2 separate regions of the Homo sapiens genome follow, and region 2 is linked to region 1. A link is a loop called in an ENCODE intact Hi-C map of the cell type or tissue named here. Cell type or tissue: GM12878. All regions are shown on one strand. Each heading gives the region's core, and the rest is flanking DNA. Links, peaks and the distances in the headings are about the cores only.

Region 1 (11,570 bases), core at 3,571-11,570:
CCCAGGAGTTCGAGAGCAGCCTGGGCAACATAGTGGGACCCTGCCTCTACAAAAAAAAAAATTTTTAATTAGCTGGATGTGGTGGTGCACACTTGTGGTCCCGGCTACTCAGGTGGCTGAGGCAGGAGGATTGCTTGAGCCCAAGAAGTCAAGGCTGCAGTGAACCATGATTGTGCCAAGGCACTCTAGCCTGGGTAACAAAGTGAGACCCTGTCTCAAAAAAAAAAAAAAAATGCTAACATTCTAGAAGATAATAAAGTACCCTCAAGAAATATCCTAAAATGGTACTTTTAATACCATTTCTTTTAGTACCTACCTCTAGTACCATGTTTGGTTTGGTACCAAACATGCAGTGTTTCAAAATTATAGTTTACTTTATTTAAATAACTTCCTACTCATGAAACGTGATTTGTAAGTAAAGTTTTAAGCAGAATACATGATAGGTATTATATTAATTAAAAAGTCGACTTTTGCTTACAGCCTTGAATTTCAGTTCAGATAATGTGGGTGATAGATGTGGAATGTTGTTTTGTTTTGTTTTCTGTTTTAAAGGACTTGGCTCTGTTACTAAGGCTTGATGAAAAAGAACTGCTTAAGCTCCAGGCATTACTAGAGAAATATAAGCAAGAGAACACCAGGACAAATGTTCGATTTTCTGATGATAAAGATGGTGTGTTGCCTGTAAAAACATTCTTGGAATATTTAGAATATGAAAAGGATGTGCTCAACATAAAGAAAATAAGTGAAGAGGAATATGTGGCTTTAGGTAGGTAAAATAATACACTGGTCTTTGTATGCCTCTTCTTTTAGAAGAAAACATGGTAGGAACATATAGCATCTCAGAGATTCCATTTGTTTTGAAATTTAAATAATGAAAGGATTTAATGTACTGTATTTTTTGGCCAACAAAAGATACTCTGGTCAACAGGTTGTATTAATGAGTATACTAAAGAGACAATATTGGATCATGATTTGCTTTCTGCTTTAATAAATCAAGCAAATTGAACAATTAATTTCTCTTCCTTCATAATGTTTTGTTTCTCTGGAATTCCAGATTGTGATTCAATAAGATTGTTAGTCCAAATGGTAAGTAGTCATTGATTAATGTGCTTTGTTTTTCTTCTACCAGGTAGTTTCTTTTTTTGGAAGTGTTTGCATGGAGAAAGCTCCACTGAGGATATGTGTCACACTTTGGAGTCGGCTGGTCTTAGCCCTCAGCTGTTGTTGGTAAGGTTTTTTTGGTTGCTGGATGCTGTTCTTCCTTGTGAATGTCACCCAGAAGTGTCAGTCTTCTTTTTTTTTTTAACTATTGTCTTTTAGGATATCACAGAATGTCCATGAAAACTTTCTAAAAATGATCAAAGAAAATTTTAATCACCATATTTAATAGAAGTAATATTATTTATTTTTCTTATACCCTGTAATTTTTTTTTTCTTTTACTTTGAGAGAGAGAGAGAGTCTTGCTCTGTCACCCAGGCTGGAGTATAGTGGTGTGATCATCGCTCACTGTGGCCCCAACCTCCTGGGCTCAAGCCATCCTCCCATCTCAGCCTCCTGAGTAGCTGAGACTACTGGGCAATTTTTTTTTTTACTTTTGTGGAGATGGGGGTCTCGCTATGTTGCCCAGCTTGTCTCAAACTCCTGGCCTGAAGCAATCCTCCCCGCATGACCGCTCAAAGCTTTTGGATTACAGACAAGAACCACCATGCCTGGCCAATTTTCTGTAAATGTTAACAAGCATATCGTATAGTTGGCCTAAAATAAGTTTAGAATCTGTGTGCACCCATCTATATGCGTGCATTTACAGTGGAATTGGATCATCAGTAAAAAACTGTCATGTTACAATGAAAAATATCTTAAAAACAAAATAAGCTTCCCATAAAGCAATGTGGAATTGTTACCAAACATTTTCAGACTTTGAATATATATTATAATGTAATCTCTAATATAACAAATATAAAACAAAAGAATCATCCAAGGAGGAAATACAACACTAAATTTTTACCCTTTCTGAAAAAAACAAGGAAAGTTACCCCATCTTCCTTGTTCTTCTTTGTTATTACCTATCCCCTACACATGCATGCATACACAGTTGTCCCTCAGCACCCATGGAAGATTGGTTCCAGGAACCTCCCCCTCCATTACCAAAACCATGGATACAGAAGGTCCTGATAAAAAATGGTGTAATAAAAAATTAGCCAGGCATGGTGGCATGTCCCTGTATTCCCAGCTACTCAAGAGGCTGAGGCATGAGGATCCCTTGAATCAGGGAGATCAAGGATGTGCTGATTGCACCTCTGCACTCCAGCCTAGGTGATAGAGTGAGACCCTGTCTCTAAAAAGCAAAAAAGTTAAAATGGTGTGGTATTTGCATGTAACCTATGCACATCTCCTGTATACCTTAAATCATATCTAGGTTACTTATAATACTTTCTGCAATGTAAATGTGTAAATTGTTAAAACTGTACCGTTGAGGGAATAATGACAAGAAAAAAGCCTGTACATGTTCAGTATAGATGGAACCGTCCATCTTTTTTTTTCTGAATATTTTTGACTCACAGTTGATTAAATCCACAGATGTGGAATGCATGGATACAGAGGGCCAACTGCATACTCTTTCACACACCCCCATTTACATGTTATATTTTGGCCAGGATTTGGGCATCCTACCTCTGTGAGCTTGTTGATGGTTTAATGTGTTGTTTTTATTATGTATGTGTCTGGTTTTGGTATCTGGGTAATGTTGGCCTCATAGAATGAGTTTGGAAGTATTCCCTCCTCTCCAATGTTGTGAAATAGTTTGAGTATAATTGATATTAGTTCTTCTTTGAATGTTTGAAAGAATTCAGCAGGAAATTCATCAGATCTGGGCTTTTCTGTGATGGGAGACTTTTTATGACTGCTTCCATCTCGTTACCCATTACTGGTTTGTTGAGGTTTTCTGTTTCTCTACTGCTGTTGGCATAAAGCTGTTCATAATAGTCTCTAATGATCCTTTGTATTTCTATGGTATCAATTGTAATGTTTTCTTTTTTGTCTCTGATTTTATTTATTTGAGTCTTTTCTCTTTGCTTCTTAGTCTAACTAAAGGTTTGTTGATTTTGTTTATCTTTTTTAATAAAAACAACTTTTTTTGTTGATCTTGTGTAATTTTTTTATTCTCAATTTCATTTATTTCTGCTTGATCTTTATTACTTCTTTTACTAATTTTTAGGTTGGTTCTTGCTTTTCTAGTTTCTTGAGGTGCATTGTTAGATTGTTTATTTGGAGTCTTTTTATTGAGGTGTTTATTACTATAGACTTCCCTCTTTTCTTTTTTTTTGAGACGTAGTCTCACTCTGTCACCAGGCTGGAGTGCAGTGGTGCGATCTCGGCTCACTGCAACTTCCGCCTCCTGGGTTCAAGCGATTCTCCTGCCTCAGCCTCCTGAGTAGCTGGGACTACAGGCATGCGCCACCACACCCAGCTAATTTTTGTATTTTTAGTAGAGACGGGGTTTCACAATGTTGGCCAGGATGGTCTCGATCTCTTGACCTCGTGATCTGCCTGTCTCGGCCTCCCAAAGTGCTGGGATTACAGGCGTGAGCCACCGCACCCGGCCGACTTCCCTCTTAGCACTCCTTTTGCTGCATCCCATTGTTCTAGTATGTTGTATTTCCATTTTTATTTTTTCAAGAAATTTTTAAATTTTATTTTTAGTTGCTTCCTTGCCTCATTGGTTGTTCAGTAGCATGTCGTTTAATATCTGTATTTGTGCAGTTTCCAAAGTTCCTCTTGTTACTGATCTCTACTTTTATTCTGTTGTCAGATAAATACTTCACATGATTTTGACTTTTTAAAATTTGTTGAGAATTGTTTTGTGGCTAACATATGGTCTGTCCTGGAGAATGTTTTATGTGCTGATGAAAAGAATGTGTATTCTGCAGCAGCAAGTGAAATGTTCTATAAATGTCTATTAGGTCCATATGGTCTAGTATGTAGTTTAACTCTGATCTTTCTTTATTGATGTTCTACCTGGAAGATCTGTCCATTCCTGAAAGTGAGGTTGAAGACCTCTGTTATTACTGTATTGAAGTCTGTCTCTCCCTTTAGATCTATTAATATTTGCTTTATATATTTGAGTGCTCCATTGTTGGGTGCATATATACTTACTATTGTTAGATCCTCTTGCTGAATTGACTCTTTTTTCATTGTATAATTACCATCTTTGTCTTCTTTTTTTTTTTTTTTTTTTTTTTGAGACAGTCTCACTGTCGCCCAGGCGGGAGTGCAGTGTCATGATCTCGGCTCACTGCAACCTCTACCTCCCAGGTTCAAGTTATTCTCCTGCCTCAGCCTCCCCTTTGTCTCTTTTTATAATTTTCAACTTAAAGTCTATTCTGTCTGATATAGGTACAGCTTCTCCTGCTCTTTTTTGGTTTTCATTTTTATGGAATATCTTTTTCCATTCCCTCACTTTCAGTCTATGTTAGCCTTTATAGGTGAAGTGAGTTTCTTGTATGCAGTATACACTTTTATGTTGTTGAGTCACTCTATGTCTTTTTTTTATTATTATTATTCCTGGGCCTAAGCTATTATCTCCTCTCAGCCTTCCAGTCAGCCAGGACTATAGGTGCATATCACTGTGCCCAGCTCACTCTGTGTCTTTTAATTGGAGAATTTAGCCCACTTACATTCAGTGTTATTATTGATTGGTAAGGTCCTACTACTGCCATTTTGTTACTTGTTTATTAGTTGCTGTGTAACTCCTCTCTTTTTTCTGTCTTTTTTTTTATAGTTAAGTGATTTTCTCTTGTAGTATGTTTCAATTCGCTACTTTTGATTTTTGTGTATCTATTGTAGGCTTTGCACTGTGATTACCATGAGGCTTACAAAAAAAATCTAGTTACAACAAGTATTTAAAACTGATACCAGCTTAACTTTGATCACAAAACAGCAAAACCAACAAACCATAAAAAGAAAACCTATACGCATTAACTCTCTTCTCCCCCCATTTTAGCATTTTTGATGTCATCATTTTATGTTATTGTCTCTTAACAAATTGTCAGTTTTTTGATAGTTTTTTCTTTTAGTCTTCTTACTAAAGATATATGTGGTTTAAGCACCGTGATTAGAATATTAGTATGACAATCACATTAGCATCATTTTCTTTCAGTTTGGAGAACTCCCTTTAGTGTCTAAGAAATCACACATTTCTTATAGGATAGGTCTGATAGCAGTAAATTCCCTCAGCTTTCGTTTGTCTCGGGAAATCTTTTATTTCCCTTTTTCATTTCTAAGGAATAACTTTGCCACGTACAGTATTTTTAGGTGGCAGTTTTTTTCCTTTAACACTCTGAACATACTGCCCCACTCCCTCTTGGCCTGTAAGGTTTCTGCTGAGAAATCTGCTACCAAGCATATTGGATCTATCTTATATGTTATTTGCTTCTATTCTCCTGCTGTTTTCTAAATTCTCTCTTTGTCTTTGACCCTTATGAGTTTGTAAATTGGAGTATTCTTGTCTGAGTTAACTCGGATTGGTGACCCTTGACCTTCCTGTACCTGTATATTCTGGTTTGGAAAGTTTTCTGTTATTACTTATTTGAGTAAACGTTCTACTCCTTTGTCTTTCTCAGTTCTCTCTTTAACTCCAGTAACCCCAATATTTGCTCTTTTGATGTTGTTTTATAGATCCTATAGACCTTGTTCATTCCTTTTCATTCATTTCATTTCTTTCTTCTCCTCTGACTATGTATTTTTAAATAGTCTATCAACGAATTCACTGATTCTTTCTTCTGTTTGATCAATTCTGCTATTGATGCTCTATATTGCATTTTTAATTTTATTTATTTTTCAGCTCCGAGGTTTCTATTTGATTTTTTTCATTAGTATTTCAACCTTTTAAAAATTTCTCTGATAAATTTTTGAATAGATTGTGTGGGTTTTCTTAAAGTTTGTTGAGCTTCCATTTTGAATTCTTTGTCTGAGAGATCACACATCTCCCTCACTTTAGATTCTGTCTCTGGTGCCTTTCTTTGTCCATTTGGTGAGGTCGTGTTTCCCTGAATGTTCTCGATGCTTGTGGTAGTACGATGGTATTGTGCATTGATATATTAGGTATGTACTTTAGTCTTCACAGTCTGGCTTTGTTTGTACTTGACCTTCCTCAGAGGGCCTTCCAGGGATTCTAAGCTGACTGACTTTCATGTTCCCTGAGCTTGTGACCACTGCAACACTTGACATCACTCTAAGCCCAGGCTTGCTGCAGGTCTCTCAAGAGCTCTGAAGTTTATGTGGCTTTCTATCCTTCATGGACTGGGGGAAGACCCAAGGAGGGTACTGAGGCTATTTGGGAATACTGGCCAGGGACCTGGGTCCAGAAGTCTGTCCTGGTGGCCCCGACAGGTATGCATCCCAGCAGGTGTCTGCACAGGTGGATGGGTCCCCAGCTGCAGTTAGAGGGGGTAGAAGTGAGACTGGACCTCTTTAGGATCTGTGTGAAAAGGAGGCTGGGGGGCCTGTTTTGTTGGCTCAGATGGTTATGTGTCGCCCAGCAGGTTCCTGCACAAGTGAGGTAATTCCTCAACTGCAACAGGAGGGGCTTGAGCTGAGACTGGGCCCTCTTGGGATCAGCTGTGGGAATGGAGGCTGGTGTGTCTCATGTTGGCTCAGAGAGGCATGTGTCTTCAGCAAGTTCCTGCACAGATAGGATAGTTCTCCAGCTGCAGTGAGGGGGCCCTGAGGGGGATCTGCTGTGAGATAGAGGTTGGTGAGCCTGTCAGGGAGGCTCTGAGTCCTGGGCTGAGAGATATGGGTGAGTCTGCCTCTGGGTCCTTATGCAAGCAACTCTGAGCTGGGACCTCAGCTAAGGAAGGTGAGAGCAGCACCACAAGGCTACTTTCCAGCCCACTGCTGAGACCAGTGCTAGCGGGCAGACTAGCCTTTCTGCCAAAACACTAGTGTGTACAGTTCTTTCTGGACCCCATGGCAAATGGTTTTGGTGGCAGGATCATGGGCAAACAGGGAAGTAGCCAAGCCCCTTGTGGGGACTGGGCTGTTTCTGGGCTTCAATCTGGAAGTCAGTTCAGGGGGACAGATCAACCACCTTATTGTGAGAGAATATAAGTAGGTTGCCTTCTATTCCGCCATCTTGGTGACCTCAAGGTTTCTGTTACTCAAAATCTATTATTTAGACATCATCTGGTTATATGTCAATATATAACATATTTATATGTGAGATAACAGTTAATATTTTAATATGTGAATTCATAATATAAATATATTATGAATAATGTAATGTGGCATTCTTTGTTGTGACTGTTAGAATATCTTATTTTGTATTTACTAGTTATGGAGGTAGTTACCTTTATACACTAGACTCTTCTCCTGTTATATGTGTCCATATATGTGTTTCTATGTGGTAACTTAATTTATCTCTGTATTCACTTCTTTATTTTTCTTCTTTCATCTTAATGTTTCCTGCAATTTAAAATATCTATATTGCTTATAAGTGATTCTACAATTATATGATTATGTTCTGATAGTTTCTTTGGCATCCTCTATTTTATACTGATCTCCTATATACAAACAAAAGCTTGACTGTTTGGAAGTTTTAATGTTTATAGAAAACAGGAAAAACACACTCTAGGTTATAAACAGAGACTACCTGTAGGGTGGGAAATAGAAGGAGGTAACCTAGGGAGAAATAAGAAGCAAAGTTAAGCAGAGCAGGTTTTTTGTTTGTTTCAGAATTTTATTACAAGTGATGGTGGGTAGAGGAGAGGTTGGTTGGAGAGAAAAGTGGAATTCATAGTGTGAAGAGAGGTCCAAGGCATGGCATTTAATTTTTTTGGCTGCCTTAATATAAAATAAACTTCTGGCTGCCAATTTTGATGAGCATTTTGAAACTTTGTTGTTGATGGGGAAATGAACCAAGCTTTAAGAGACATTAAATCTATAGGTATGTTTAGAAATCTGGTATTCCGGCCGGGCGCAGTGGCTCACGCCTGTAATCCCAGCACTTTGGGAGGCCAAGGCGGGCGAATCACGAGGTCAGGAGTTCGAGACCAGCCTGGCCAACATAGTGAAACCCGTCTCTACCTAAAAATACAAAAATTAGCCGGGCATGGTGGCTCGCGCCTGTAGTCCAAGCTACTTGAGAGGCTGAGGCACTTTGAACCTGGGAGGCGGAGGCTGTCGTGAGCCAAGATCGCGCCACTGCACTCCAACCTAAATAACAGAGTGAGACTCTGTCTCAAAAAAAAAAGAAAAGAAAAGAAAAGAAATCTGATGCACTTTAATAACAGGCCCAGGTCAGACATTTTGTATGTAAAATTTATCAAAGTGAATCTAGTGGCAATTTAACAGTGAGCCTAAAATATAAGATAAATTCTGCTCTCCCCCAACATTTCTTTTTGATTTGCTTCCCAGTATACATGCACATAAAACAGCGAGACAGAGTTATTTTTGATTGAGTATAGAATGTCTTTGTTAACTGTATAGGCAACCAATTTTTTCAGCCTACCTAGTGGTGAAAAGCATCAGGTTATGGAGGTTAAGGGGAAGTCTAGAAGAGAGGAAATTCCCCTGATAAATAAACTAAGGTCATTCTGAATTTTGTTGGTTAAACAGGATATTGGGTTGCAAGTGGAAGGAACATGGTGTAATTATGATCCCATTGTTGTGACAGTGACTCCCCCTTATCCTCCCTCAAAAGTACGATATATGTATCTATACATATAAAGCTGTTAATGGCTTGGAGCATAGTAACCTTTATGTAGCCATTAGCATTTATTGTTGTTAACATTGTCATTATTTATGAGCATGGAAGATATATTTGTTTTTTAAAAAAGGTTTCTAATGGGTACAAAAAATAGAATAAGACCTTCTATTTGATAGCACAACAGGGTGACTATAGTCAATAATAACTGTGCATCTTAAAATAGCTTAAAGAATGTAATTGGATTGTTTGCAACTCAATGGGTAAATGCTTGATGGGATGGACACTCCATTCTTCATGATGTGCTTATTTCATGTTGCATGCCTGTATCAAAACATATCAAGTACCACATACAAATATACACCTACCTACTATGTACCCACAAAAAGTTTTTTAAAGGGTGTCTATATGGGATGAGGTAAAAAGGGAGCTGGTATGAGGAGGCCCTTGGAAGGGAAATTAGACCAAAAAAGGAAAAAAAATAGAAGGCATTAAAGAGTGTGCGTGTATGTGTGTGTGTGTATATATGTGTGGTTTCGTAAGTGTAAAAATTAAGTGCATATATAAATTTATATGTACATGTATATATCCTCATACACATGTGAACATTTTTAAAGGGGGAGAAGAGAAAATACGCATGTTATTAATAGAATCAGGCAGGTTTATTTTCAAATTTTAGTTCTTTTTTTTAAATTTATTTGAGATCTGATAAACATGGATCCAATTTTAGTTCTTTTCTTTTCTTTTTTTTTTTTTTTTTTTGAGACAGAGTCTCGCTCTGTAGCCCAGGCCAGAGTTCAGTGGCATGATCTCAGCTCACTGCAACCTCCGCCTCCTGGGTTCAAGTGATTCTCCTGCCTCAGCCTCCCAAGTAGCTGGGACTATAGGCACCTGCCACCCCGCCCAGCTAATTTTTTGTATTTTTAGTAGAGATGGGGTTTCACCACGTTAGCCAGGATGGTCTCAATCTCCTGACCTCGTGATCCGCCCGCCTCGGCCTCCCAAAGTGCTGGGATTACAGGTGTGTCAATTTTAGTTCTAACTCATTAACTGTAGTGCTGGACATGTTAGCTTTCCCGTATGAGCTTATTTCATCATTTCTGAAATCTGGATCATCATCCCTGCCACAGAAGTTATTAGGATAAAAGGAGGTGATGTGCATGTCACGTACTTATCACAGCTCCTGGCCCTAAGTCGTCCTCATAAATTCACTTCTTTCATGTGCTTCTTCTCCTTCAACTCTTTACCCTCCTTAATTTTTGAAAACTATTTGAAATAATTCATTTAAACTAACAGTCAGTCTTTTAACTTAGAGCTATTTTTCACATAAAAGTATTGCAGTATTATAATTAATCAAGGCCTTTCAGAGATACCAGTACTTACAGATGTAACACCATTTCATTAAACTTCATTATCCCAGAATTATCTGTGAACCAATTTTATAAATCTTAAAAAAATTTCAGCTTCAAGTAGGTATGCTGGTTTACAGCCATTTTAAAAGTCACTTATGTTGACTTAAGTTTTTTGGTTTAAAGTCTGTTTTTTCATAACTTATTAGTGATTTAAAAATTGGAGTTTGATACTTTTATGTACTTGCTCCTCACTGCCACGTCTGCAATACCTTTGTACAGCCAAGGCAAGGCTAAGATCCACAGCTACAGATCCTACCTCTCTCTCCAGTCAAAACCTACAGCCAAGTGGCACCTCGTTCATCAACAGCAGATCTATGCTCACGTAGTAGTAACTCCTGTCTGGTAATATGCTCCTTAATAGAGATTTGGATTGGAAGGCAATGCTTAACCCAAAGAAGGTTTGGAAACAGTGAAGTTTAAATATACAACAGGTTATAGAGAATCTCCTAGGTAGACAAGGTACCTCATATTCCCTCTCAGATTACATGATACAGCAAGCAACCACTAATTTTTTCACCTCAAGAAGCTGCATCATCCATATGCATGCATCTGCTGTCTAGGAAAGTGTAAGATTTTGTCTATGCTAAATTTTTTTTTAGACTGAAAAAGATTTAAATTTGATTTCAGTCTCTGCTCCTGAGTGTTTGGCTTTCAAAGGAAAAGGATATTTTGGATAAACCACAGTCAATCTGCTGTCTTCATACCATGCTGTCCCTCCTGAGCAAGATGAAAGGTAAACAAAGTTTGTTGCTCTCGTCAACAAAGTTTCGTGTTTGAAATGTCACAAAAAGATGGGAGAGTGGATAGGATCCCTTAACAAAAGGAGTCTGTAGTGTACAAAACATTTCACCGTAGAGATTCTTTTATGTATTAATAGAATACTCTTAATGCATTTGACTTATGCTTTAATTTATGAAATTTTATATTTTGTATCATCATAAAAAAATAACATGATTTGAACAATACATCTTAACTCAGTAAGGCAAATGGAATGGTCTTCGGGGAAGGCAATGTTTTTCTTGTTATTTTTTGTATGATTATCAGAATATTAATCTGTTAAAATATTCAACAGTTTTCAGTAATGATGAAATATTCCAAATAAGGATTTATATTGATTCAGAACAAAGATGACTAAAAGATCATAAATAAATGGAATATAAATGTTCTGAATAAAATAGATTGTTAGACTTCCACTTCATTGAGAAATACAAAAACACATCAGTAGGTAACTTAGTTTTAACATTATGTTTAACATAAATGGTTAGTCCAAAAAATTGACAGGGTAAGAGTTTATTTTTCTGTTTTCTCCTATCCCTATAGTGGCCATCGATGAGACCTGGGATTCTCAGTCTGTGTCCCCATGGTGGCAGCAGATGCGCACAGCCTGTATTCAGTCTGAGAACAATGGAGCCGCTCTGTTGTCTGCGCATGTTGGGCATTCTGTTGCTGCACAGAT
Region 2 (16,148 bases), core at 3,819-11,818, 340 kb after region 1:
TTCATCCATGTCCCTACAAAGGACATGAACTCATCATTTTTTATGGCTGCATAGTATTCCATGGTGTATATGTGCCACATTTTCTTAATCCAGTCTATCATTGTTGGACATTTGGGTTGGTCCCAAGTCTTTGCTATTGTGAATAGTGCCGCAATAAACATACGTGTGCATGTGTCTTTATAGCAGCATGATTTATAGTCCTTTGGGTATATACCCAGTAATGGGATGGCTGGGTCAAATGGTATTTCTAGTTCTAGATCCCTGAGGAATCGCCACACTAACTTCCACAATGGTTGAACTAGTTTACAGTCCCACCAACAGTGTAAAAGTGTTCCTATTTCTCCACATCCTCTCCAGCACCTGTTGTTTCCTGACTTTTTAATGATTGCCATTCTAACTGGTGTGAGATGGTATCTCATTGCGGTTTTGATTTGCATTTCTCTGATGGCCAGTGATGGTAAGCATTTTTTCATGTGTTTTTTGGCTGCATAAATGTAAAATGCCTTCTTTTGAGAAGTGTCCATTCATGTCCTTTGCCCACTTTTTGATGGAGTTGTTTGATTTTTTCTTGTAAATTTGTTTGAGTTCATTGTAGATTCTGGATATTAGCCCTTTGTCAGATGAGTAGGTTGCGAAAATTTTCTCCCATTTTGTAGGTTGCCTGTTCAATCTGATGGTAGTTTCTTTTGCTGTGCAGAAGCTCTTTAGTTTAATTAGATCCCATTTGTCAATTTTGGCTTTTGTTGCCATTGCTTTTGGTGTTTTAGACATGAAGCCCTTGCCCATGCCTATGTCCTGAATGGTAATGCCTATGTCCTGAATGGTTTTCTTCTAGGGTTTTTATGGTTTTAGGTCTAACGTTTAAGTCTTTAACCCATCTTGAAATAATTTTTGTATAAGGTGTAAGGAAGGGATCCAGTTTCAGCTTTCTACATATGGCTAGCCAGTTTTCCCAGCACCATTTATTAAATAGGGAATCCTTTCCCCATTGCTTGTTTTTGTCAGGTTTGTCAAAAATCAGATAGTTGTAGATATGCGGCATTATTTCTGAGGGCTCTGTTCTGTTCCATTGATCTATATCTCTGTTTTGGTACCAGTATCGTGCTGTTTTGGTTACTGTAGCCTTGTAGTATAGTTTGAAGTCAGGTAGTGTGATGCCTCCAGCTTTGTTCTTTTGGCTTAGGATTGACTTGGTGATGCAGGCTCTTTTTTGGTTCCATATGAACTTTAAAGTAGTTTTTTCCAATTCTGTGAAGAAAGTCATTGGTAGCTTGATGGGGATGGCATTGAATCTATAAATTACCTTGGGCAGTATGGCCATTTTCATGATACTGATTCTTCCTACCCATGAGCATGGAATGTTCTTCCATTTGTTTGTATCCTCTTTTATTTCATTGAGCAGTGGTTTGTAGTTCTCCTTGAAGAGGTCCTTCACGTCCCTTGTAAGTTGGATTCCTAGGTATTTTATTCTCTTTGTAGCAATTGTGAATGGGAGTTCACTCATGATCTGCCTATCTGTTTGTCTATTATTGGTGTATAAGAATGCTTGTGATTTTTGTACATTGATTTTGTATCCTGAGACTTTGCTGAAGTTGCTTATCAGCTTAAGGAGATTTTGGGCTGAGACAATGGGGTTTTCTAGATATACAATCATGTCATCTACAAACAGGGACCATTTGACTTCCTCTTTTCCTAATTGAATACCCTTTATTTCCTTCTCCTGACTAATCGCCCTGGCCAGAACTTCCAACACTATGTTTGAACAGGAGTGGTGAGAGAGGGCATCCCTGTCTTGTGCCAGTTTTCAAAGGGAATGCTTCCAGTTTTTGCCCATTCAGTATGATATTGGCTGTGGGTTTGTCATAGATAGCTCTTACTATTTTGAGATACGTCCCATCACTACCTAATTTATTGAGAGTTTTTAGCATGAAGGGCTGCTGAATTTTGTTAAAGGCCTTTTCTGCATCTATTGAGATAATCATGTGGTTTTTGTCTTTGGTTCTGTTTATATGCTGGATTACATTTATTGATTTGTGTATATTGAACCAGCTTTGCATCCCAGGGATGAAGCCCACTTGATCATGGTGGATAAGCTTTTTGATGTGCTGCTGGATTCGGTTTACCAGTATTTTATTGAGGATTTTTGCATCAATGTTCATCAAGGATGTTGGTCTAAAATTCTCTTTTTTGGTTGTGTCTCTGCCCGGCTTTGGTATCAGGATGATGCTGGCCTCATAAAATGAGTTAGGGAGGATTCCCTCTTTTTCTATTGATTGGAATAGTTTCAGAAGGAATGGTACCAGTTCCTCTTTGTACCTCTGGTAGAATTCGGCTGTGAATCCATCTGGTCCTGGACTCTTTTTGGTTGGTAAGCTAATGATTATTGCCACAATTTCAGAGCCTGTTATTGGTCTATTCAGAGATTCAACTTCTTCCTGGTTTAGTCTTGGGAGGGTGTATGTGTCAAGGAATTTATCCATTTCTTCTAGATTTTCTAGTTTATTTGCATAGAGGTGTTTGTAATATTCTCTGATGGTAGTTTGTATTTCTGTGGGATCGGTGGTGATATCCCCTTTATCATTTTTTATTGTGTCAGTTTGATTCTTCTCTCTTTTTTTCTTTATTAGTCTGGCTAGCGGTCTATCAATTTTGTTGATCCTTTCAAAAAACCAGCTCCTGGAGTCATTAATTTTTTGAAGGGTTTTTTGTGTCTCTATTTCCTTCAGTTCTGCTCTGATTTTAGTTATTTCTTGCCTTCTGCTAGCTTTTGAATGTGTTTGCTCTTGCTTTTCCAGTTCTTTTAATTGTGATGTTAGGGTGTCAATTTTGGATCTTTCCTGGTTTCTCTTGTGGGCATTTAGTGCTATACATTTCCCTCTACACACTGCTTTGAATGTGTCCCAGAGATTCTGGTATGTTGTGTCTTTGTTCTCATTGGTTTCAAAGAACATCTTTATTTCTGCCTTCATTTCGTTATTTACCCGGTAGTCATTCAGGAGCAGGTTGTTCAGTTTCCATGTAGTTGAGCGGTTTTGAGTGAGTTTCTTAATCCTGAGTTCTAGTTTGATTGCACTGTGTTCTGAGAGATAGTTTGTTATAATTTCTGATCTTTTACATTTGATGAGGAGAGCTTTACTTCCAAGTATGTGGTCAATTTTGGAATAGGTGTGGTGTGGTGCTGAAAAAAATGTATATTCTGTTGATTTGGGGTGGAGAACTCTGTAGATGTCTATTCGGTCCACTTGGTGCAGAGCTGAGTTCAATTCCTGGGTATCCTTGTTAACTTTCTGTCTCGTTGATCTGTCTAATGTTGACAGTGGGGTGTCAAAGTCTCCCATTATTAAGGTGTGGGAGTCTAAGTCTCTTTGTAGGTCACTCAGGACTTGCTTTATGAATCTGGGTGCTCCTGTATTGGGTGCATATATATTTAGGATAGTTAGCTCTTCTTGTTGAATTGATCCCTTTACCATTATGTAATGGCCTTCTTTGTCTCTTTTGATCTTTGTTGGTTTAAAGTCTGTTTTATCAGAGACTAGGATTGCAACCCCTGCCTTTTTTTGTTTTTCATTTGCTTGGTAGATCTTCCTCCATCCTTTTATTTTGAGCCTATGTGTGTCTCTGCACGTGAGATGGGTTTCCTGAATACAGCACACTGATGGGTCTTGACTCTTTATCCAATTTGCCAGTCTGTGTCTTTTAATTGGAGCATTTAGTCCACTTACAATTTAAAGTTAATATTGTTATGTGTGAATTTGATCCTGTCATTATGATGTTAGTTGGTTATTTTGCTCGTTAGTTGATGCAGTTTCTTCCTAGCCTTGATGGTCTTTACAATTTGGCATGATTTTGCAGTGGCTGGTACCGGTTGTTCCTTTCCATGTTTAGTGCTTCCTTCAGGAGCTCTTTTAGGGCAGGCCTGGTGGTGACAAAATCTCTCAGCATCTGCTTATCTGTAAAGTATTTTATTTCCCCTTCACTTATGAAGCTTAGTTTGGCTGGATATGAAATTCTGAGTTGAAAATTCTTTTCTTTAAGAATGTTGAATATTGGCCCCCACTCTCTTCTGGGTTGTAGAGTTTCTGCCGAGAGATCCACTGTTAGTCTGATGGGCTTCCCTTTGTGGGTAACCCGACCTTTCTCTCTGGCTGCCCTTAACATTTTTTCCTTCATTTCAACTTTGGTGAATCTGACAATTATGTGTCTTGGAGTTGCTCTTCTTGAGGAATATCTTTGTGGCATTCTCTGTATTTCCTGAATTTGAATGTTGGCATGCCTTCCTAGATTGGGGAAGTTCTCCTGGATAATATCCTGAAGGGTGTTTTCCAACTTGATTCCATTCTCCCCGTCACTTTCAGGTACACCAATCAGATGTAGGTTTGGTCTTTTCACATAGTCCCATATTCCTTGGAGGCTTTGCTCGTTTCTTTTTATTCTTTTTTCTCTAAACTTCCCTTCTCGCTTCATTTCATTCATTTCATCTTCCATCACTGATACCCTTTCTTCCAGTTGATCGCATTGGCTCCTGAGGCTTCTGCATTCTTCATGTAGCTCTCGAGCCTTGGCTTTCAGCTCCATCAGCTCCTTTAAGCACTTCTCTGTATTGGTTATTCTAGTTATACATTCGTCTAAATTTTTTTCAAAGTTTTCAACTTCTTTGCCTTTGGTTTGAATTTCCTCCCGTAGCTCGGAGTGGTTTGATCATCTGAAGCCTTCTTCTCTCAGCTCATCAAAGTCATTCTCCATCTAGCTTTGTTCCGTTGCTGGTGAGGAGCTGCATTCCTTTGGAGGAGGAGAGGCGCTCTGCCTTTTAGAGTTTCCAGTTTTTCTGCTCTGTTTTTTCCCCATCTTTGTGATTTTATCTACTTTTGTTCTTTGATGATGGTGACGTACAGATGGGTTTTTGGTGTAGATGTCCTTTCTGTTTGTTAGTTTTCCTTCTAACAGACAGGACCCTCAGCTGCAGGTCTGTTGGAGTTTGCTAGAGGTCCACTCCAGACCGTGTGTGCCTGGGTACCAGCAGCGGTGGCTGCAGAACAGCGGGTTTTCGTGAACTGTGAATGCTGCTGTCTGATCATTCCTCTGGCAGTTTTGTCTCAGAGGAGTACCCGGCCGTGTGAGGTGTCAGTCTGCCCCTACTGCGGGGTGCCTCCCAGTTAGGCTGCTCAAGGGTCAGGGGTCAGGGACCCACTTGAGGAGGCAGTCTGCCCGTTCTCAGATCTCCAGCTGCGTGCTGGGAGAACCACTGCTCTCTTCAAAGCTGTCAGACAGGGACATTTAAGGCTGCAGAGGTTACTGCTGTCTTTTTGTTTGTCTGTGCCCTGCCCCCAGAGGTGTAGCCTAGAGATGCAGGCAGGCCTCCTTGAGCTGTGGTGGGCTCCACCCAGTTCGAGCTTCCCGCTGCTTTGTTTACCTAATCAATCCTGGGCAATGGCGGGCGCCCCTCCCTCAGCCTCGCTGCCGGCTTGCAGTTTGATCTCAGACTGCTGTGCTAGCAATCAGCGAGATTCCGTGGGCATAGAACCCTCCAAGCCAGGTGCGGGATATAATCTCGTGGTGCTCCATTTTTTAAGCCTGTCGGAAAAGCGCGGTATTAGGGTGGGAGTGACCCGATTTTCCAGGTGCCGTCTGTCACCCCTTTCTTTGACTAGGAAAGGGAACTCCCTGACCCCTTGCGCTACCCGAGCGAGGCAATGCCTCGCCCTGCTTCGTCTCGCGCACGGTGTGCTGCACCCACTGTCCTGCGCCCACTGTCTGGCACTCCCTAGTGAGATGAACCCGGTACCTCAGATGGAAATGCAGAAATCACCCGTCTTCTGTGTCGCTCAAGCTGGGAGCTGTAGACGGGAGCTGTTCCTATTCAGCCATCTTGGCGCCACCCCCCCAACATTTCTTATTTTTCAACAGAAAGATCTCAAATTCTGTAGACTGGGAAGTCTAGCATCCTTAGGAACATACCAAGAATTTGCATTCAGTAGTGCCGAAGGAACAGCAGCTCCGTGACAGTTCAACTCATAAGTGGCTCCTCTTTCCTTTCTCTTACTGTTAGGTTCCTATAATTCACTCTACGTCAATACATTATGGATTTAATGTCAATTAGAGAGCCTTCAAAGAGCAAAGTGACCTGAACACTTTGCAATGAGATGCACTTGAAAATACAAATGAAAAAATGACAAAATACACTGTTACATCAAAAATAAATGCTATGCACTAGATTTTTCCCCTCTCTACCTCCAACTTGTCCTTGTTCCTGTAAGAAGTCAAGATGTGGCTATGTTAAAAAATGGGTGGATGGGTGAACAGATATGGAGCCAACACTATCTCTTATACACAGAGGAAGCAGTGAAGGAACCTTTCACCTTGATTTTAAGCCTGACAAACAAAGGCCAATTTGGTTGTAAGGAAAAGATGAAGTCTTAGGAGAAAATGACCTTGCCTTTCATTTTCGACCTTATAATAACCATTCTGAAAAGTTGTAAAAGGGAATCCCATGTTGATTAAGATAGTGAATGGACCAAATGACTTCATTGGTTTAAGTGAGGTACACCCTGTCCTCACCTTAAATTCAGGGTGGGAAAGGCCGGACTGTCATCTTACTCTTTTCTAATCATCCATTTAGTGGATGTTATTGTTCGATGATTTGTTCGATGTTATTGCTGTTTACCATGGGGGCTGTAAAAGATGAAGCCATTTTAGTGTAGGTCACCAGAGCACACACTCTGGAGCCTACTGCTTAGATATGAATCTCAGCTCAAGTCCATGTATGAGCTGAGTGACTCTGGGCAAGTTACTCAACCTCAGTTTACTCCTCTATAATATGGGCATAATAACAATTCCTCCTTCATAGCTTTATTGTGAAGGTTAAATAGTTAACATTATGTAAAGTGATTAGAACAGTGCTTCATAATAATAATTATGTTGATATTAACTTATTAAAAATTAATATTACTTAAATTATTGTTATTATTGTTATGCATTTTATTACTTGTCTATAGACTCTGGAAACTCAAGGCCTTTCTGTCTTTTCACGCTTGAACAGGTCACTGTCTTCTACATCCTATCCTTTAGTTTTCTATCAAATTAACTTTTCCAATTAATGTCTTTCATCATTGTTTTTTTTCGGCTCACACTGTGGACTGACCTCACACTGAATAGACAATAACTCAAACACTCTTTGATTACCACTCAAGGCTCTCCATAGACTGGCCTCAACTGTATTCTCCAAACTTTTTAGTAGGGAAGATGAAGTCGCTTTGGTTTCTCAGTCCATTTTCAGAGACAGCAGCACCATCTACTGGACGATCTTTATTCTAAGTAACTGAGCATTCACATTCTCGACTGTTAGAACTTGAAAGAGCGAGAAAGCAGAGGTGGATGTTGGTGTTGTCTTTGGTTCATTTGTTCTAAGATCACATTCCAAGGCTGAATACATGAAAGACCATGAAAGAGTTAAGGGAATGCCAGGTACAGTATTTCATGTTGAAAGACTTTGAAATCATGATTTTAGAATGTAAAGGGAACTTAGAAGACAATGGTAAAGCAGCAACAGTTAGAGTAACGCTGTATGTTTATGTATCGCTGAAAAGTTTTTAAAGAACTCTCACATGATTTGACCCTCAAAGTAGCCCTGAAAAATAGACAACACAGATCTTATTATCTCCATTTTAAATGAAAGGAGAGTTAGGCAAAGGAAGGCTAAATTAGGTGCTTTAGGTTTCACACCAGGAATTGTGACTCAGTGTTGTGGACTTTCCATTACACTATACTTACCTGCTCCGGACTCTCATTCTATAGATGGGAAAACTGACTCCTGAAGAATCTAAGCAACATCTCTCAAATCCAATGGTAAGTTGTAGTAGTATCAGAACAAGAGTCTCCTGATTAACAATTGGCACTCATTGACAATTCTACTTCTTCACTTTCTTATAAAATTTGTATAAATTTAAAGGGTATAGGTGCAGTTTTTTTTTTTAACATGGATATATTACACAATGGTAAAGTCTCAGCTTTTAGTGTAACCATCACCCAAATAACCTACGTCATGCCCATCAAGTAATTAATTTCTCATTCCTCACCCCTCCCACCTCTCCACCCTTTTGAGTCTCCAGTGACTATTATTGCACACTCTACGTCCATGTGTACATGTTATTTAGCACCCACTTTTAAGTGAGAACATGCGGTATTTGGCTTTGTTTCTGAGATGTTTTTACTTACGGTAATGACCTCTAGGTCCATCCATGTTGCAGCAAAAGATGTGATTTCGTTCTCTTTTATGGCAGTGTATATTCTTTTGTGTATATATGCTACATTTTCTTTATCCAATCCTCTGTCGATGGACACTTAAGTTGAATTCATGTCTTTGCTATTATGCCCCACTTTGCCCTAACCCCAATAATGACAACACCATCAGTGAAAAATAGAGAGGTGATGATGAAACTCTCATTGGAATTATTGCTCTGAATTGTGAACATAGGCAGGTGAAGCATGAAAAGGTGAAGCATGAAAATAAATTGATTCTGATACCTGCCATTGGTACAGTCACTCCAGGGTAGAGCCTGGTCCTGAGATTGAAGAAAGAGGCTGGGTAAGATGGCTCATGCCTGTAATCCCAGCACTTCGGGAGGCTGAAGTGGGAGGACTACTTGAACCCAGGAGTTGGAGACCAGTTTGGGCAACATAGCGAGACCACATCTCTACAAAAAATAAAAAAATTAGCCAGGCAGGGTGGCGCATGTCTGTAGTCCCAGCTACTCGGGATTCTGAAGTGGAAGGATCACCTGAGTCCAAGAAGTTGAGGCCCCAGTGGGCTGTGATTGTGCCCCTGCACTCAGCCAGGGTATCAGAGCAAGACCCTGCTTCCTGAAACCACCCTCCCGACCACAGCCCCCCAAAAGAAGGAGGTGGTGAGAGGAAGGGACTGTACCTTGAACCTCAGATGGACTCTCCAGATTTTCCCAGGCTTGGCTCTGAGCCACATTCTCAGGACACCAGGTTAAGGAGGCCACTTGAGCAGGGCTACTCCACAGCTACCTTCTGACCTCTGGCTCTGGGCAGGTCCTTGCCTCTTTCTGCAGGAAATGGGGCAGGTCGCTATGGGGGCTGTGGGTTTTTACAACACATCCTTTGCCAGGTCTAAGACCTTTTCCTGAGCAGCTCTCACAGTTTGAGCTCTGGCACTAAACACACTGGTGGAGTGAGAATGTCTTATTTCCTGGTCTCAATTCCTACTTTTGGGAGTTTTAATGAAGATTTGATCATTCTCTAAGGGCTGAATCCTGGCACAAGAGTTTCCTGGAAATATAAAAATGTCACCTGGGCTTGCTTGCACTTAGGTAACCCTTGCTGGTACAACTTTGAAAGAAACCAGGAGACCCTTTTAGTTAAATATTTAAAACGATTTAATTGTCAAGCCTTCACAAACTCTATTGGTTCTTTTGCAGTTGATTAAATTTTCTAGGACCACACTTTCTAGAGCAATCATTGTTTCATAAAACCAATTTAAAAATGAGTGTTCAGCTAGATTCCAAATTTAGCACTATGTACATTCACCAAATTTCTGTCATTGCCAGGAATTACTGGACTCCTTTTTCTTGTTGGGTGGACAGCTGGAGTTTTCAAATTACACTGTATAGTTTGCTCTGCCTTTTTTTTTTTTAATCTAAGAAGAAAACTTTTTCTTTTTCTTGCTGCATAAACAGTAGTGGTTTCAAATGTCAAAATCTGAACTCTAGATCCTTGCATGAAGCTTACTTCCCATGCTACCTGTGTCCTGTGTCCTTCAAGATGGTGTGTTGAAGTGAAGCGAGGACACACAGTGGAGGAAGCTGTGGACATAAGGTTAAGATGTTACCCAAGATACAGGTCAAGCTGAAAGAGGATGGGGTAAGCGAGAAAAGATGGTTAGAAGGTAAATTTGTTGGTTGGGCGCTGTGGCTCACGCCTGTAATCCCAGCACTTTGGGATGCCAAGGCGGGCAGATCACGAGGCCAGGAGATCAAGACCATCCCGGCCAACAGGTGAAACCCCATCTCTACAAAAATACAAAAAAATTATCTGAGCATTGTGGCATGTGCCTGCAGTCCCAGCTACTTGGGAGGCTGAGGCAGGGGAATCGCTTGAACCTGGGAGGCAGAGGTTGCAGTGAGAAGAGATTGCGCCACTGCACTCCAGCCTGGCGACAGAGCAAGACTCCGTCTCAAGAAGAAAAAAAAAAAGAAGGTAAATTTCTAAATTTCTTTCCTCCTATTTGTCATATCTTCTCCTAGGACACCAAAAGGGCCTCAGGTAGAAAAAGTTCAGAGATTATAAACTGAGCACAATTGATGAGGTCAATTGACTATAGAAACAATGCAAAGCAGCATCATTCATCTGGGGTAATACCCGAGGTTCAGTGTCCCACGCCAAAGAAATCAAAGATACGGACACACGAGCAGTGAGGTTAAGAGCAGAGGTTTAATAGGTGAAAGAAAGAGAAGAGCTCTCTCCTGCAGAGAGAGGGGTCCCGAGCAGGTTTTCTGGTCCATTGTGAAATACATCAGGTTTTATAGATGAGCTTGAGGAGGTGGTATTGGATTTACATAGGGCACAAAAGATTGGTTGGACCAGGTGTGTCATTTGCATAGGGTGCGAAAAACTGGTTAGGGCTAGATGTGCCATTTGCATAGGGCATGAAAAAGCTGGCCACCCCACCCTAATCTTTTATTATGCAGATGGGTTCTCTATCTGGCTGATGCCATGTTGCCTGTTTCCTTACTGTACACGTGGTGACAAAGAAAAGGGAAGATAGAGCCTCCATGTGGAACATGCCTGGCTCTCAGGTAGCCCTTTCCTATTGGCACAGCTGCCAGCATTCACCTGTGCAAGCTTCTAGCTTGCTTGTATCTATGTCTGCAGCTCGATTTTTCAGGCAGTTGTTAGAAAAGAAACGAGTTTGAGGCTGTTTTTCATTAAAAGGGAAATTCTGCTGAGGACTCTCTTACCCATACTATCTGCCTAAATAACTTCTTTCTATCTCTTGTAGCAAATGGATTTTTCAGATGGAGCTCTTTTCCTCTTTGGAGGGAGGGCTTAGCCTGGGGAGGACAGCTAGGTGCCAAAGAGAAAAGAAGCACATTTAACGGAGGCACATTTGACATCCAAGAAACACTGAAATATGGTTTAAATCTTTATAAAAATTTCTATAAAATGTGCAAAGGAATGATTACATTGTTTGACACAGCAAAACATTGTAATATTCTTAATCAGTGGCTCAGCTATCACAAATCTCATCTTCAAGGCAGTTTCTAAGTTGACCAGGTAATTTGTAGTCCAAATGGGGACACTTTTGGGTGCAAAGAGCATGCGATTTATAATTTCACTGGGCACAGGCATACACCAGGCCTGTCCTTGCACACTCCTTTTTCATCTAGTTCTCTCAATTCTGGCATGCACTGCATCACCTATGTTCATGTTTTTCTCCCAACTAACTCATCTGTGGGATTTATTCTGTTTTCCCAGAGGATCTAGAATGTAAATTACTGCTTTGGTCCTTACTGAGATCAGCACAACAAAAACCCAGTGGGTGTTCAAGCCTCATCTCTCACCACCATGCCTCTCTCGCTTATGGTTTAAAAGGAAGTTTCTTGGTCTAGAGCCAGTGCCACCCCAGGAGCAATGAGCACGCTGAACACTCAGATCTTGCTTTTTCTAAAGATTGTTTTTCAGTGAAAGGGGCCAGGGCTTTTTGGAGACATGGCTGATTCTAGGGCAAGAGTGCGAAAAATACAAGATGAGCCTGGAGAGTCTTGTAGTGTCAGGAAATAAGGAAGTGCTCAGAAAGTAAAAGCATGTAGGCATGCATGGGACAGACATACTAACCTGAAAGAGCTCCTGGGGGCCAAAACTGGAAGAATTTAAACAGTAATTTTTTTTTAAATGTAGCATTGAATTATAACACAAGTATAAAATAAATGTACATAAGCCTATGTTGCTATACATAAATAATTGAATAATCAAATTAATGAAGGATGAGCAATAAATTTTCATTACAGAAGAATTTCAGATAGTATGTGTGTATAATCTACCCTCTCCTCACTCTCCAAAAGTGTGAACTGGACATAGTGACTGATTTCCAGTGAGTAGATATAGAAAGGGGAAAATAGTAACTTTACAGTGGAGAAAACTGGCAAACACTACTTTAACCAAAATGATCAAGTTTAACATCACCAGTAATAAGTCATGTTGCTACCACACTACTTCCTGTTTTGCTATGATGACGAGAGGACCTCATCTCTGTGGTATTCTTTTCCAGATCCCATAATCCATGTTGAATCATGATGAAAACATATGATGAACCTGTATTGAGGTATATTCTAAAAATTACCTGACCAGTACTTCTCAGAACTTTTGAGGTCATGAAATACAAGGCAAGACTGAACAACTGTGAGAGTAGAGTAGACTAAGATGACACGAGGACAAAATGCAACATGGCATACTGCCTTGGATCCTGGAGCAGAGAAAGGGCCTTAGTGGAAAAAGTGGTAAACCTTAATAAAGTCTGGAGTGTAGTTAATAGTAATGTACCACTGCTGGTTACTTAGTTTTGAGAACAGTGCCATGGTAATGTAAAATGGTTATAGTGGGAGAAGTTGGGTAAGGGGTATATGTGAGCTCTCTACCATCTTTGTAACTTTTCTATAAATATAAAATTATTCCAAAATAAAAAGTTCATTTTTTTTGAAAAAAAGAACATAGTTTCCAGCTTCATCCATGTCCCTGCAAAGGACATGAACCCGTCTTTTTTTATGGCTGCATAGTATTCCATGTTGTATACGTGCCACATTTTCTTTATCCAGTCTATCATGGATAGGCATTTGGGTTGGTTCCAAGTCTTTGTTATTGTGAACAGTGCTGCAGTAAACATACGTGTGCATGTGTCTTTATAGTAGAATGATTTATAATCCTTTGGGTATATACCCAGTAATCTGATTGCTGGGTCAAAAGGTATTTCTGGTTTAGATCCTTGAGGAATCGCCACACTGTCTTCCACAATGGTTGAACTAATTTACACTCCCACCAACAGTGTAAAAGCATTCCTATTTCTCCACATCCTCTCCAGCATCTGTTGTTTCCTGACCTTTTAATGATCGCCATTCTAACTGGCATGTGATGGTATCTCACTGTGGTTTTGAATTGCATTTCTCTAATGACCAGTGATGATGAGCTTTTTTTCATATGTTTGTTGGCCGCATAAATGTCTTCTTTTGAGAAATGTCTGTTCATATCCTTCACCCACTTTTTTATGGGGTTGTTTGTTTTTTTCTTGTAAATTCAATTAAGTTCCTTGTAGATTCTGAATATTAGCCCATTGTCAAATGGATAGATCGCAAAAATTTTCTCTCCCATTCTGTAGGTTGTCTGTTCACTCTGATGATAGTTACTTTTGCTGTGCAGAAGCTCTTTAGTTTAATTAGATCCCATTTGTCAATTTTTGCTTTTGTTGCCATTGCTTTTGGTGTTTTAGTCATGAAGTCTTTGCCCATGCCTATGTCCTGAATGGTATTGCCCAGGTTTTCTTCTAGGGTTTTTATGGTTTTAGGCCTATCTGGGGTTGGGGGTAGGGGAGGGATAGCATTAGGAGAAATACCTAATGTAGATGACGGGTTGATGGGTGCAGCAAACCACCATGGCATGTGTGCAGCTATGTAACAAACCTGCACGTTCTGCACATGTATCCCAGAGCTTAAAGTATAATAATAATAACAATAATAATAATAATAATAAACAGGACATAGCAACTAGCTTAAAGAGGTTTTATTTACCAAATCTGGACCAATTTTAGCATAAAATTGGGATTATAAACCAATAAATTCAGTTAAGGTTTATGAGTTTGTACTAAGGTAAATGAATGAATGGGTGAATAAATAAATAAATTGGAGGGACAAAAATGTTTCTCCTTACATTGTATTGCCAATTCATAAATGTAGAAGGGACAGTGAATTTAGAAAATTATCAATGGATGCCAAAACTAGTGATTGAAAGTTTGATGATTGAACAGTTACTTGCATAACCTTAAGGTATTTACCTGCAAAGGAAGTACGGGGGAGAAAGCAGGAACGTACTTATGGTTGAAGAACATTGTCAGATGTTCATAAAGAATCACCATTAATATGACGAAAAATAGACAAACTAGCGTTGTGTGCTTCTGGAAAGGAAGCACTGAGGGCACCACATCTCTTTCATGGTTTTTCTGCCCTCCAGAAGGCATTACCTGAATCCTAATCATGGAGAAATATCAGAAAAATTCAGACTGGGAAGCCTTCTCCAAAATAACTGGTTTATATTTTTTTAAATAAATATTCAGGCTAAGAAACAAAAAAATTGGCTAAGGAATCATTTCAGATTAAACGGGAACAAAGAGCCATAACAGATAAATACACGATGTGATATAGAACTGGATCTTGCACTGGGGTAGGTGGGAGCTATTAAAGGACATTATTGGGACAATCAATTACATATGACTATCAACTGGGGATTAGATAATAGTATCCTATCAGTGCTAATTTTCTTGATTTTGATAATTGTGCTGAGATTATGTAAGGCCACGTGTTTTTATAAAATACACACACAAGTATTTTATTTAAAAAAGAGATACTTCTTGCTGCTTTGTGGAGAAAGGACTGCAGAGGAGATAAGAAGGAAGCAGGAAGCCATTAGGAGGCTATTTAATACTACGAGCAAGAGACAAATGAGGCCTGGTGTGGTGGCTTATGCCTGTAATCCCAGCGCTTTGGGAGGCTGGGGCAGAAAGATCCATTGAGGCCAGGAGTTCAAGACCAGCCCAGGCAATATTGTGAGACCTAGTCTCTACACACAAAAAATAAAAATATTAGCTGGGCATGGTGGCACGCCCCGTAGTCCTAGCTACTCAGGAAGATTGCTTGAGCCTGGAAGTTTGAGGTTGCAGTGAACTATGATTGCACCACTGCACTCCAGCCGTGGTGACAGAGTGAGACCCTGCTCCTAAAAAATAAAAAAAAAAATTAAAAAGATGATGCTTTTTTGTAGTTGGTGGTACTTGTAGAAATGGTGAGAAAAGGCTGGTTCTATTTGGAAAGTAAAACCAAAAGGGTTTGCTGATGGATGGGCTGTGGATGACTGGGAAAAAGAGACAAGGATTTCAGCCTGAGCAACTGGGAGAATGGAGGCGGGAAGGGGCTGTCACTTAACTGAAAGGGGAAGATCCTGAGAGGAGCATATTTTGGGGGTGGGGGAAGATCAGGATTTCAGTTATTACACATTGTAACTCATTGCTTTCTCTCAAGTGTAGCTCTGATAATCCCATTTCCCTGGCTGATAATTTCATTTCTTCAGTAGTTGAGATGTTACCACCAAAGGACTTGGCATTCGAGGTCTTTCTCAGCTTGGTCCCATAACACTTTATAAAGGCAGTATTTGCTCCCCTCCTCAGTGTTCCTTTTGTTTCAGTCTAATTGAAAGACTTGTGATTGTTAACTTTTTTCCTGTTGGTGTTTCCCAAAATAGGGTCTGTATATAGTTGTTGATCTGAATAATTGCTACAAATTGTACTGGCAGAAATATTTTTCTTTTGATAGTTACACACTGATCTTAATGTATATTAGAAAATGACAACACTAGTTCATCAAACCTGTGATAACATTAGTATTATCATTAGTACAAATCTTGAGTATTATCATTAGTATTATCATTAGTACAAATCTTGGTAAAATAGTGGATCGGTTTAAAGTCAATAGAAAGAAAAATATTGTATAAGATATTACAAAATAATAATATGAAGGTGGAACATGAAAACCTGGAGCTGGATAAATACTGTACTGTTAGGGGATAATTTTTTAAAATATGTTTCATTTTATAAAATTTAAATATACCAAAAATAGAGAGAATAAACCTGTCATTCAGCTTAGAGTTGCCTCATGTCTAGGTTGAAGGTCCCTCTGGCTCACCAGTCTATTCCAGCTTAGTCAACCAGGAGAACCCACAGGAATTCAGTGCCCCTAAGCCCCTGTTTAAAAATGAAGGGCTTTTGAATAGCCAAGGCAATTCTAAGCAAAAAGAACAAAGCTGGAGGCATCACGTCACCTGACTTCAGACTACATACTACAGGGCTACAGTAACCAAAACAGCATGGTACT

The links. Peaks named below come from ENCODE experiments on the same cell type or tissue, not always from the same donor. Only the 100,000 strongest peaks of a DNase experiment are listed, where the experiment ranks them.
Region 2: it touches region 1 in a loop (3-fold over the local background); 2 of 110 quality-filtered maps call a loop at or near these places.

Annotation. Positions count from the first base shown.
Region 1 is chr1:220,171,914-220,183,483 of GRCh38, reverse strand. It overlaps RAB3GAP2 (RAB3 GTPase activating non-catalytic protein subunit 2), which reads left to right. Exons shown (of 35, transcript NM_012414.4): 20 at 553-766; 21 at 1,130-1,227; 22 at 10,742-10,847; 23 at 11,435-11,570. Among named protein-coding and RNA genes, the nearest start is that of MIR664A, 23 kb to the left of the region's middle. In GM12878, for the core only: no CTCF peak of the experiment used is centred there; no DNase peak of the experiment used is centred there.
Region 2 is chr1:219,829,063-219,845,210 of GRCh38, reverse strand. It overlaps a transcript of LOC105372926 not described here. Among named protein-coding and RNA genes, the nearest start is that of SLC30A10, 91 kb to the left of the region's middle. RefSeq lists enhancers at 5,433-6,176, 11,272-12,217 and a silencer at 9,598-9,798. In GM12878, for the core only: a CTCF peak has its summit at 7,281 (motif pointing left); a DNase peak (open chromatin) is centred at 7,282.